Linked DNA regions of Homo sapiens: region 2 is linked to region 1. Evidence: read pairs that join two places in POLR2A ChIA-PET (ENCODE). Cell type or tissue: Panc1. All regions are shown on one strand. Each heading gives the region's core, and the rest is flanking DNA. Links, peaks and the distances in the headings are about the cores only.

Region 1 (5,379 bases), core at 114-5,113:
TCTTCTTGCTTCCTGCCTTCTGTCCACTTCATTACTCATTAACCATTCCAGGAGAGATGGGGGTTGGGGGGTTGGGGGCGGGGAGAGACTCTTAAATCTGCACAATTAGTAGAATGTTGAGTGGGGAAAATTTTGATCTCCTTCTATATTTCATTTACACAAATGTCTCTGCCTTCCATTACCAGAGATGAGTTAACCCGGTACCAAATGGCCAAGACTTCTCCTCCCCCACCTTCTACAACCAATCAGATCAAGCTCACAACCTCCTTTCAGCCTCTACTGTCCCTGTCACATTAATCACCTTGGCTCCTATATTATTTATCCAGCTGGTCTCCCTCTTGCCCCCCAGTCCATCAGCAGCATGCAGTGTTGCCTAAGTATCCTTCTGAAACTCTAATCTGTTCATGCCATTCTCCTTATTATCATCTGTCAATGACTATCACCCACAGGATAGAGCCTAAACTTTTAAACATGACATTTCCACTTTCCATGACTGGCTCCTCTTTTCCCCACAGGCATCTTACACTCCAAACATACTAAATTACTTGCAATGTTCTCATCATGCCATGATCATTCCCACTTAACATGCCTTTGGACTTTTCCAAAATGCTTTTCTCTCCCTTGTCTACTTGACTCATTACTACTCATCTTTCAAGGCTTTTTTTATGAAGGCTTCTCTGATTTACAAAGACAGATTTGGCTGCCTCCTCCCAGAGTGTTTCCATGGCCCCATTTACCGCCAGTGATAGCATCATTCACATTGCTAAAAAGTTACGAATTACTATTCAAAGATACAGTTGTTAAATTGATGAATGCATAGTTGACAAAGCCAAGTTCTTATTTTCTCTCAAAAATTGCCAATATTGTAGACATTAGAAATGGTATCAAAAGACCCTGCAAACATTAATCTCAGCATTTTTCCTTATTCTGAAGCTTTTAATAAATCTACAAAGTTGATCAACAACAAATATTTACTGAGCTCTTCCTCTGTTGTATAATCACGATTCCAGGTACTAGATAGCAAAATGTTAAAACCGATAAATGTTGGTTTCATCCTTTTTTGTCTTCCCTAATTGAATTGTTTCTGGTACTAAAGGGTAAAACCTAAAAAGGCAGACACAAAGGGGAAATTATAGGCAATTCAAAGAACAGGTTTACAAACCACAAAGTGACAAGTTAAAGTTTCACATGCTCTGTAAATAACTCTGACACCAACAGTTTTCTTTATAAAGATAGGCCTCTCTACATTTAGAGTAATAGACAGATTCTGGGTGGCCCAGAAGAATAAAATGTACTTCTGTGAGGGAATCAAATTTACTCACAGCTTCCACTGCAAATCTGCAACGTGCAAACTCTGTGAAGCAGGCAAGACTAAGATCTTGGACTGAATCTCTTTGCTTCCTCAAGTGCCTCTGAAGTGCACAAAAGCTGAAAGAAGGGAATGTGGAAAGCAGAAGGTCTTTTGGCTGTGTGTATTATTTTGACTGAATTGACAGGTCAATCTATTTCATGTAGATATTTTCTTTATTCAGTAACAGATTTTGTTAACAGATCGTTTGTGCTATAAATGGAGCACATCCGTTACAATAAATTCTACTCCACTAGTTCATTTCTTATTAAAATTATCCTTATTAAGAAATCCTACATTTTTATCAGCTCTTGTAATCCATTAGTTTAGAAATAAGTTAGAGCACCTAAAAATATTCCTCCCAAACATAAACAGCTTCTAGATATTTTTTTCTCCACCTATCATTCTAGCATTTTTTTTTTCTTTCTGAGACAGGGTCTTGCTCTGTCACTTGGGCTGGAGTGCAGTTGTGGGAACATGGCTCACCACAGCCTCAACCTCCTGGGCTCAAAGGGATCCTCCCACCTCAGCCTCCTGAGTAGCAGGGACTATAGGCACAAGCCCCCAGGCCTGGCTAATTTTTTGTAGATGTTTTGGCCAATGAACGTTTTTCACTATTTTTTTTTTTTTTTTTGGAAGACAGAGTCTCACTCTGTCGCCCACGGTGGAGTGCAGTAGCACGATCTCGGCTCACTGCAACCTCTGCCTCCCAGGTTCAAGCAATTCTCTGCCTCAGCCTCCCAAGTAGCTGGGATTACAGGCACCCACCATCATGCTCAGCTAATTTTTGTATTTTTAGTAGAGACGGGGGTTTCACCATGTTGGCCAGGCTGGTCTTGAACTCCTGACCTCGTGATCCACCCACCTCAGCCTCCCAAAGTGCTGGGATTACAGGCGTGAGCCACTGCACCTGGCTGTTTTTCACATTTTATGTAGACATTTATTTTCACATGTATCTTGACATTCCCTGCAGCTCATTGTGGGGGGCAATTAAGGCAGAGAATAAGTGTTACCTGCGGCCAATAAGAAATAATGAATTTCTGGCCAGGCGCGGTGGCTCACGCCTGTAATCCCAACACTTTGGGAGGCTGAAGCAGGTGGATCATCTGAGGTCAGGAGTTCAAGACCAGCCTGGCCAACATGGTGAAACTCTGTCTCTACCAGAAATACAAAAGTTACCCAGGCATGGTGGTGGGCACCTGTAATCCCAGCTACTCAGGAGGCTAAGGCAGGAGAATCTCTTGAACCCTGGAGGCTGCAGTGGGCTGAGATCGCACCACTGCACTCCAGCATGGGCAACGGAGCAAGGCTCCATTTCAAAAAAAAAAAAAAAGAAAGAAATGATGAATTTCTTTTAGGGGCCTTCCAATTTGCCCAGGCTGGTCTCAAACTCCTGAGCTCAAGAGATGTTCCCAAAGTGTTGGGATTACAGACCACCGCCCAGCCAACTTCCAATATTTTAATACCTAAATTAACAACTCTTCTAACACATTGGCCTCCATTTTCTCCTTATCTTCATCCTTAGTTCCATATATCTCTAACTCTTATCACCTGAGCTACCTGTTAGCACAGAGAAACTCCAGGTTTCCTCAGCATTTAAAAATGGCCTGCCTGGCCAGGTGTAGCGGTTTATGCCTGTAATCCCAGCACTTTGGGAAGCTGAGGCAGGAGGATTGGGACCAGCCTGGGCAACATCATGACGCCCTGTCTCTAAAAAAAAAAAAAAAAAAAGTTTTGTTTTTTTGTTTTTTTTAATTAGCTGGGTGTCGTGCTGCATGCCTGTTGTCCCAGCTACTCAGGAGGTTGAGGTGAGAGGGTCATTTGAGCCCAGGAGTTTGAGGTTGCAGTGAGCTATGACTGCACCACAGCACTCCAGCCCTGGCAAAACAGCGAGACCCTGTCCCAAAACAAAAAGGCCCACCTTCTAGGGTCTTGACTTGGAACTGCTCCTATGTCCTCAGCTGTCCTCAGTTTTCCTATTGCCTTGCTCTCAGTAAACCTGTATCTCACCCTCGTTGAGATACAGTTTTTTCTGGCTAGCCATTTTAGCAAACACTCAGGCTACTGCCCTAAAATCCCTGAGCTCTGTGAAATTCACCATTTCTTACTGGCCCCAGGTAATAGTTATTCTCTGCCTTAATTGCTCCCCACAACCAGCTGCAGACAATATCTAGATAAAATCTGAAAATTGGCTCCTAAAACATTCCCTGTCTCATGTGAGCTTGAGCTCTCACTATTCTTCACTTCACCTGCTTTGGTCTGTTGACTGAGCCATGAGCAGTCCCCATCTCTAGCCATTCTAGACCTCTGCCCTCAAGAACCAATTTGGGTCTGTCATGTGTCTTAACTATCAGTAGAAGACCATCCTTCTATTTACCAAAAACAGGCTGTGTTTTGACAATTTCCTCCTCTCTCTTAAAATTCTATTACATCTGTTTCTTCCCTCTTATTTTTTCCTTTACTCTGGGAGAAGAACTGTCTTGCCAAGGTTAAAGTTCCCCTTTGTGTTTTCTCTTCCATCTCCTCCTCCCTCTTCCAGGATTGTGACCCTCCCGCTCTTCCCTCTTCTCCCTTTCAACTGCCCATGCTGTCTTTCTGCAAAAAGGCTCAAGTTTCTGTTATTCTAAAAATACTCTCAGCTGTTTACCTGCCTCTAGTTACTTTCCCATCATCTCAAAATGTCTAGAGTGAACAGCCTGAAACTGTTACCCTGCATATCCTTACTTCCCACTCATTTCCTAATCCCATGCAATCTGGTTTTCATTACAACTTCACCTAAATACCACTCACTAAATTTAGTTGGGAGTTTCTGCAGCTTTTGACATTCGATTACTAATTTCCACCTTAGAAGTCTTCTCCTTTAGATTCTAAAACATACCAATCTCTTGGTGCCTATGCTTCTTCGACCATCTCTCTTACTGATTGGCTCTATATCCTCTCTCTGCTCCCTAAATGTAGGTATGTTCCTCAAGGTTTGTCTCTAGCCTGCTTTTAATTCCATTGTTTTCCTTTGGGATCTACACTGTGGACCTCCTATCACTTGTATGTGAATGATGGGCCGTCACTAACCTCTCTTAAACTCTAGACTTTTTTTCATAATTATCTGTTTATCCCAATAGAACTAATAACATTTCCTACCCCACATACCCCAAACAAATCCCACTCATTTAATGGAACTGTCATTTTCCCATTTGCCTAAATCCAAAAGCTCAGTATCAATTCTTTCCTCCAACTGAAATCCACATACAAATAACCGCAAAGTCCCATAGATTCCCCATGGACCATAGTTCTCTCATTCACACCCCGCCCCCTTTCCCTTCCTACTAACCTACAAGCTGTGTCAGGACCATAATACCTATGGCTTTCTTTTTCTAAATTGGCCTTCCTATCTTAATCTCTGCTATTTTAATCTCCCACAATTCCCCTATACATACCTATGATCTAACTCAGAGGGTTTCGACTAGCTGTAGAATCATCTGGGGTGCTTTTAAAACAAAGGAAAGCCAAGGCCCACTCTCAGAGATTCTGATTTAACTAGCTTAAGGCGGGGTCTAGGCACAGACTTTTGTTCATTGCTGAGGGTGGTGTCTTTTGCTCTCAGCTGCTTTTAATGTGCGGCTAAGGCTGAGAACCACTGCTAGCCAAACTGGAACTGAGTTTTCTCAGACTTGCATCTTGTTTGCTTTGTCTGGCTCCCTCCTCATGGCACTTATTTCTCTGCAATGGACTATCATTAATCCATTGTGCTTTAACAAATGTGTTCAATTTTATAACACAAATAATCTGAAATTTTGTTCAACCTCCACTCCCCTTAATCAACGTCTCTTTCCTTCCTTCCAGCCATTTACCACGTGTACAAATGCAGCAAGTAGTTTTTATTTTTATTTTATTTATTTATTTTTTTGAGATGGACTCTCGTTCTGTTGCCCCGGCTGGAGTGCAGTGGCATGATCTCGGCTCACTGCAACCTCTGCCTCCAGACTTCAAGAGATTCTCCTTCCTCAGCCTCTTGAGTAGCTGGGATTAAAGGC
Region 2 (5,379 bases), core at 157-5,156, 300 kb after region 1:
CAGCCCGGGCCACCGACGCTGCAACCCCAGGATCCACCCCACGTCGGAGTGACTGTTCAGCCTGGCGCTCCCGACAACTGGGTTTGGGGCCCGCGATCTGCCCCAGAGGTGCCCCCCGGCAGGGTCTCAAGCTGTGCGAGGAGGAGCCCCAGGCTGCCACCGAGAGCCGGGTCCACAGGGGGAACTTGCGGCAATGTCATCCTTGCCTTGGACGGCAGCCCAGCCCAGCGATGGCCTGGAGCCCTGCTCCAGGCTGCAAGGAGGCAGACAGGATAGCAGAAGCAACTGTGAGAGCAGCAGTGGCAACAGTCTCCTGTGTCCCATGTCCTCAAGGTGGACTGTGCCACCTCCACCCTCGCACAGGTAGCAGGACCTGCTACTAAGTTCGGAGCCGCCATTGCAGCCTCAACCTCGCGCCCCACCATGTCTTGAAAGCCCACAAGCACCTGGCCAAAGGTGCTGCCACTGGGACTCACAGGACTAGCCCTGGGAGCATCGGGTTTGTTTGTGCTGGGTTGGCCAGGGCCACTATGCCACCTGCACCTCACCTGCCACCACTGTGGGAGATGCAGAGAAGGCAGCACAGTCAATGCTGCACACTCTGCAGAGCCAGGGACTGGCGGGAGCTCTGCCCCTTATGAGTTGGTAGGGTGAGAGCTCCCCAGGCACAGCTGCAGCTGCCTGGGTTGTGGCTGTGGGCCTGGGTCTCCTGGTGCTCTCGAGTACCCAGGTGGGTCCCCCATCATCAGCAGACTCAGGGGTATCTGCTCCCATTGCCTGGCCTCTTCCTGGTCCCAGCGTTGTTGTGGCCCAGCCAGGTGTGTGCTGCTCCAGGCAGCACTGACACACCAGCCTCCTGCCACCTTGGCCCTTCTGGACTATGGATGCCAAGTAGGAGAGGGAGGCCAAGATGGAGCTGAATGAGGCTCTGGGCTGGCCTGTGGGTGCTCCTTGGCACGGGTGTGAGCAGCCTGGGTGTGATGGGCAGCAGCAGGATGCAGACAGGTTCCTGGGTGGGAAGGGGCAGGGCAGGTCCCTGGTGAGGCCTCATCTTCAGAACAGGGCAGGCCTGAAGGCTGGGGGCCAGGCTGCCAGCCCTGCGGACCAGAGTGGGGACTTGTGGTGCCTTTACCGCAGGCCCATGGACCAATCGGCATGCACTTCCTCCCCTCTGAGGCTCATAAAAGCCCTGGACTCAGCCAGAGCAGAGCAGAGCCAGTGGAGGGACCGACTGCAGAGAGGAGCTACCCTCTCTGCTGAGAGCTGCTGAGGTCAGGATGATCAACATCAGAGAGGAGTCTACCCTCTTCAGGGCCTCCTCTCTGCTAAGAGCTGCAGACAACAGGATGACCAGCAGCAGAGAGGAGCTACCCTCTCTGCTAAGAGCTGAACATTCGTCGGGACAACCTGCCTGCAGAGAGGAGCCACCCACTCCAGGCCTCCTCTCTGCTGAGAGCTCAACACTCAACGAGATGACCTGCCTACAGAAAGGAGCTACTCACTGCAGGCCTCTTCTGAGCTTTTCTAACTCAATAAAGCTCCTCTTTGTCTTGCTCACCCTCCACTTGTCTATGTACCTCATTCTTCCTAGATGCAGGACAAGAACTCAGGCAAAGGCGCCACTGGCCACAGAGGTTGCTGGTCAGAAAAGCAACAGCCCAAAGATCCCATAACAAAATCAGGCCCAACCTTGGGGAAGGGCTGCAAGAATTTACATATGAAAACTGAAAATAAAATCCAAGTCATCTGTATTCCTTTAATTACTGACAATCTTGTTTGATTAATCAGCACAATCACTCTTGCTAAAGGTTGATTTGGTGAGGATTTTGTAACTATTTACAGCCAGATTTTTTTTTTTAATATTAACTGGATATGACGCTGCAGCATACTGAAAGTTATCGCAAATGCAGGAGGAAGCTTTAATCCCTGTAGAGATCGTCTGGGTAAGTGAGCAAAGGCTCTGACAGTACAGATAATACAATTCAGTTCCAGGCCAAAAAGCTGTATTTGTTTTTGTTGTTTTTCTCCTATCCTATTAGCAGCCTGTCTCCATGGATTTGTCTGGGAAAATAAACAGTAAAGCAAGCAGCCCTCTCCATCCATTAACTCATCCTCCTAGCAAAGATCCCAAGCAAAGCTTTTGGAAAGATCATCTTTTTAAATGCACATGTGTATATTAAGTCAAACTCAAAACCAATGAAAATAAACACAAGAAAATGCACACACAGAAAAATAAGTATTTATACAGACCCTTAATTCCTTGAATCCAAACACATTGGAGAAAAAAAGCCAATGATACTCATCAAATATTTATAAACATATGAAACAGGAAATATAAATATATGAATGACTCCACACTAACCTCTATTAATTAAATTACACTAGATTAGTTATAAACCAGATTTAACTACTAATGGTCATCTTAAGTATAAGCCTTTAAAATCTAATGTTCAAATTGCCCTCCAAATCCAAGAAATAAAAATCTTCAGATTTTATATAGATATTTACTTCATCAAAAGTAAACAGCAAACTCATTTTGGAAAAAAATCAAAATATCAAGAAAAGAAAGCACATAGGAAAAATCTAAACAGAGCTTCTGTGCCTGTGGATACTTTTGGAAGAAGCTTTTATGGTCTGGAAACAGAAAAAAAAAATGTCAATGCTAATGGGAATCAGATATAAAAAAAATTCATTATCCTGTATTTAAGTTTCTACCTTCTACAGTATGTACTTTTAGCCAACCATTCAGACAAAATGATTCCATATCACTATTCTCTCTGATGGAAGAGAAACTGATATGTGAAAGAAGGAAGCAGTTAAGTTTTAAAAGACTCAAATGTGATATGTTAAAAATACTGACTATAAAAGAAATCACATCCTTAAATCAAGAACCATTTTGGTAGCATTTCTGCTTGAGATAGAGAATGCTAATGTCACAGACTCTAACATGTAACTCAAAAGAAGACTGCATCCCTGCTTGAATTTTAATCCCAAGAATCTGAGGATCACATAAAACAAACAAAAATTAACAATTTAACTCAATTATTTTTGTTTTTCTTTATCTCCTTATTTGTCTTTATGAGGACACTATAACTTCTTTTTGACAATTATAGAAAGGAGCAACACCAATATTAAGCTATCTTTTAATTTAACATTTCCAAAATCAAGGAAGAGTAGTTTCCACTCAAAGGGAGACTCTAAAAGATTTTGGAGTCCAGAGTTCTGAATGTATGCATTCATTCAGTCAGCCAGCCATTCATTCACTCAATAGATAATAATTTAAAGCAATTTTATTATTAATAGTGTTCATAAAGTTCTTCTAAAATAGTAAGTATAGCTGGGTGCGGTGGCTCACACCTGTAATCCCAGCACTTTGGGAGGCTGAGGCAGGCGGATCACCTGAGGTCAGGAGTTCAAGACCAGCCTGGCCAACATGGTGAAACCCTGTCTTCACAAAAATACAAAAATTGGCACATGCCTGTAATCCCAGCTACTCAGAAGGCTGAGGCAGAAGAATGACTTGAACCCAGAAGGCAGAAGTTGCAATGAGCAGAGATCATGCCATTGCACCCCATCCTGGGCGACAGGGTGAGTCTCTGTCTCAAAATAATAATAATAATAATAAGAAGAAGAAGAAGAAGAAGAAGAAGTATAATACAAAACTAATACTTGTATAATATTAAAGTATGAATGAAACATCTTCACTATATTACCATAACTGACCTTTTACTCTTTCCTGGCTATCTATATTTGATCTACTATTAAAGGGAAAAAAATAAATTCATGATAAGACATAGAAAGGGAGGCATTTGATGAAGTGACAAAACTTAAGTATAATACAAAACTTGAATCTCTCAATTTTTCCAAACAAGCTCTTTTTCATAGGCTACCATAAGACTTTAATATACAAACTTTATCAGAAATGCCAATATCTTCATTGCTCTGTGGTTTCTGTCTTTCATCAAAGAAAGGCTTAATGAATCATGTTCATCATTCTATTAAATGTAAAATACGAGGGGTGTCCAAAAATATATGGGTCTATGCTACTCAGAAAATATAAAACTCTATGCTAAGTCAGAATACAAGTGTTCATAGGTCTCATATGCTCAAACCAATTTGTACAATCAATTTTCACAGCTATATAAGGCCAAATACATGTTATGAAGATGTGAAAGGTAAAATGAAAAAAAAATACAGGTTGGCTTAAAATTAGAAGCAATGGCTTCAACTTCAAAATGAAAACAGGTAGGCATTTATTACTCCACGGAATCAGCAAGCCATCTCCTTTTGTGTAACATTCTTCTCAGGTTATTCAGAAGCATACTATGTTATGAAAATTTAAATTTTAAATGTCTAGAGTATAAGTTTTCTAACACATAAAATTTTTAAATAAAGTATGGATAAAAAGTATAGTCATCTGATGACACATCATGACAATACTGGAGAAAAATGACATGCTACGGGATAAAGAATAAGGTATCTGGGGAGACAGAAAGTCCTGCCTTACAATACTGCCTTCATTACTTACTAGTTCCTGAATCATGGCAAGCTATTTAATCTCTTTGAGCAGTAATTTTCTCATCTTCAAAATGTAAACAGAGGTACTACTTTGCAGGGTTGTCAGGAGAGTTACAGATTATGTACATAAAGCACGGTGTGCTGTGCCTGGTATAGTGCATGTGCTCAAATAAAAGTGGTAATAATTGTTATTATCTTAGAGTAATATTTCTGGGTTTTTCTGATTTCCCTTTATGTATTCAATTTTGTATTTTATTTTTTACTTCAAATATAATACCTAACAAAATAAACTTGTAATAAAATGCATAAAAGCAAATATTAATTTTCTGTAGATATACCTATAAAATTCAGTATATACATGATAGTTTTGCTTGGATTACATTTTTACTTCTTTGTTTTCCATGAAGAAAATCCTTGCTGCTTACGAGAACATTTGGCTTTTCTCACTGTCTGCCAGAATACAGGTTTAGGTCACAAATGTGAATGTGAAATATCAACTCATGGAAACTTGGCTGCAGAATACTGTTCTCCTTACCAATTTTGCAACTATGTAAGCAGGGCAATCAACTATCACCAAAACACAGTCATGAATATAACTGGAAGGAAGAGAACTTTTATGAGAAATTATTCTTAATTACTTAATGGTGATTAAACTCTCAGCATTACTTCCTCAAGGCCATCAGAGTAGTTAACATGAGCTTTAATCTTAGTGTTCGTTTTGCTATTCAGTAAATATATTACTGAACTACCTTCTACTAAACACATATCACCCCCAAGAAAAAACTACATGTAGCTAAAGTGAGAAGTTAAAAACAGAAAATACTAACTTTCTCAATGAAGAACAGAGAAAACAAATTAAAA

Evidence for each region. ChIA-PET counts read pairs that join two places held together with the same protein. Peaks named below come from ENCODE experiments on the same cell type or tissue, not always from the same donor. Only the 100,000 strongest peaks of a DNase experiment are listed, where the experiment ranks them.
Region 2: POLR2A ChIA-PET joins it to region 1 with 6 read pairs; 1 of 35 experiments calls an interaction of 5 or more read pairs at or near these places.

What each region holds. Positions count from the first base shown.
Region 1 is chr4:123,408,178-123,413,556 of GRCh38, reverse strand. No RefSeq gene overlaps it. Among named protein-coding and RNA genes, the nearest start is that of SPRY1, 14 kb to the right of the region's middle. In Panc1, for the core only: no CTCF peak of the experiment used is centred there; no DNase peak of the experiment used is centred there; H3K4me3 peaks cover 584 bases; H3K27ac peaks cover 5,000 bases.
Region 2 is chr4:123,109,979-123,115,357 of GRCh38, reverse strand. All of the region lies in intron 14 of AFG2A (AAA ATPase AFG2A), which reads right to left. Among named protein-coding and RNA genes, the nearest start is that of AFG2A, 190 kb to the right of the region's middle. In Panc1, for the core only: no CTCF peak of the experiment used is centred there; no DNase peak of the experiment used is centred there; H3K27ac peaks cover 2,690 bases.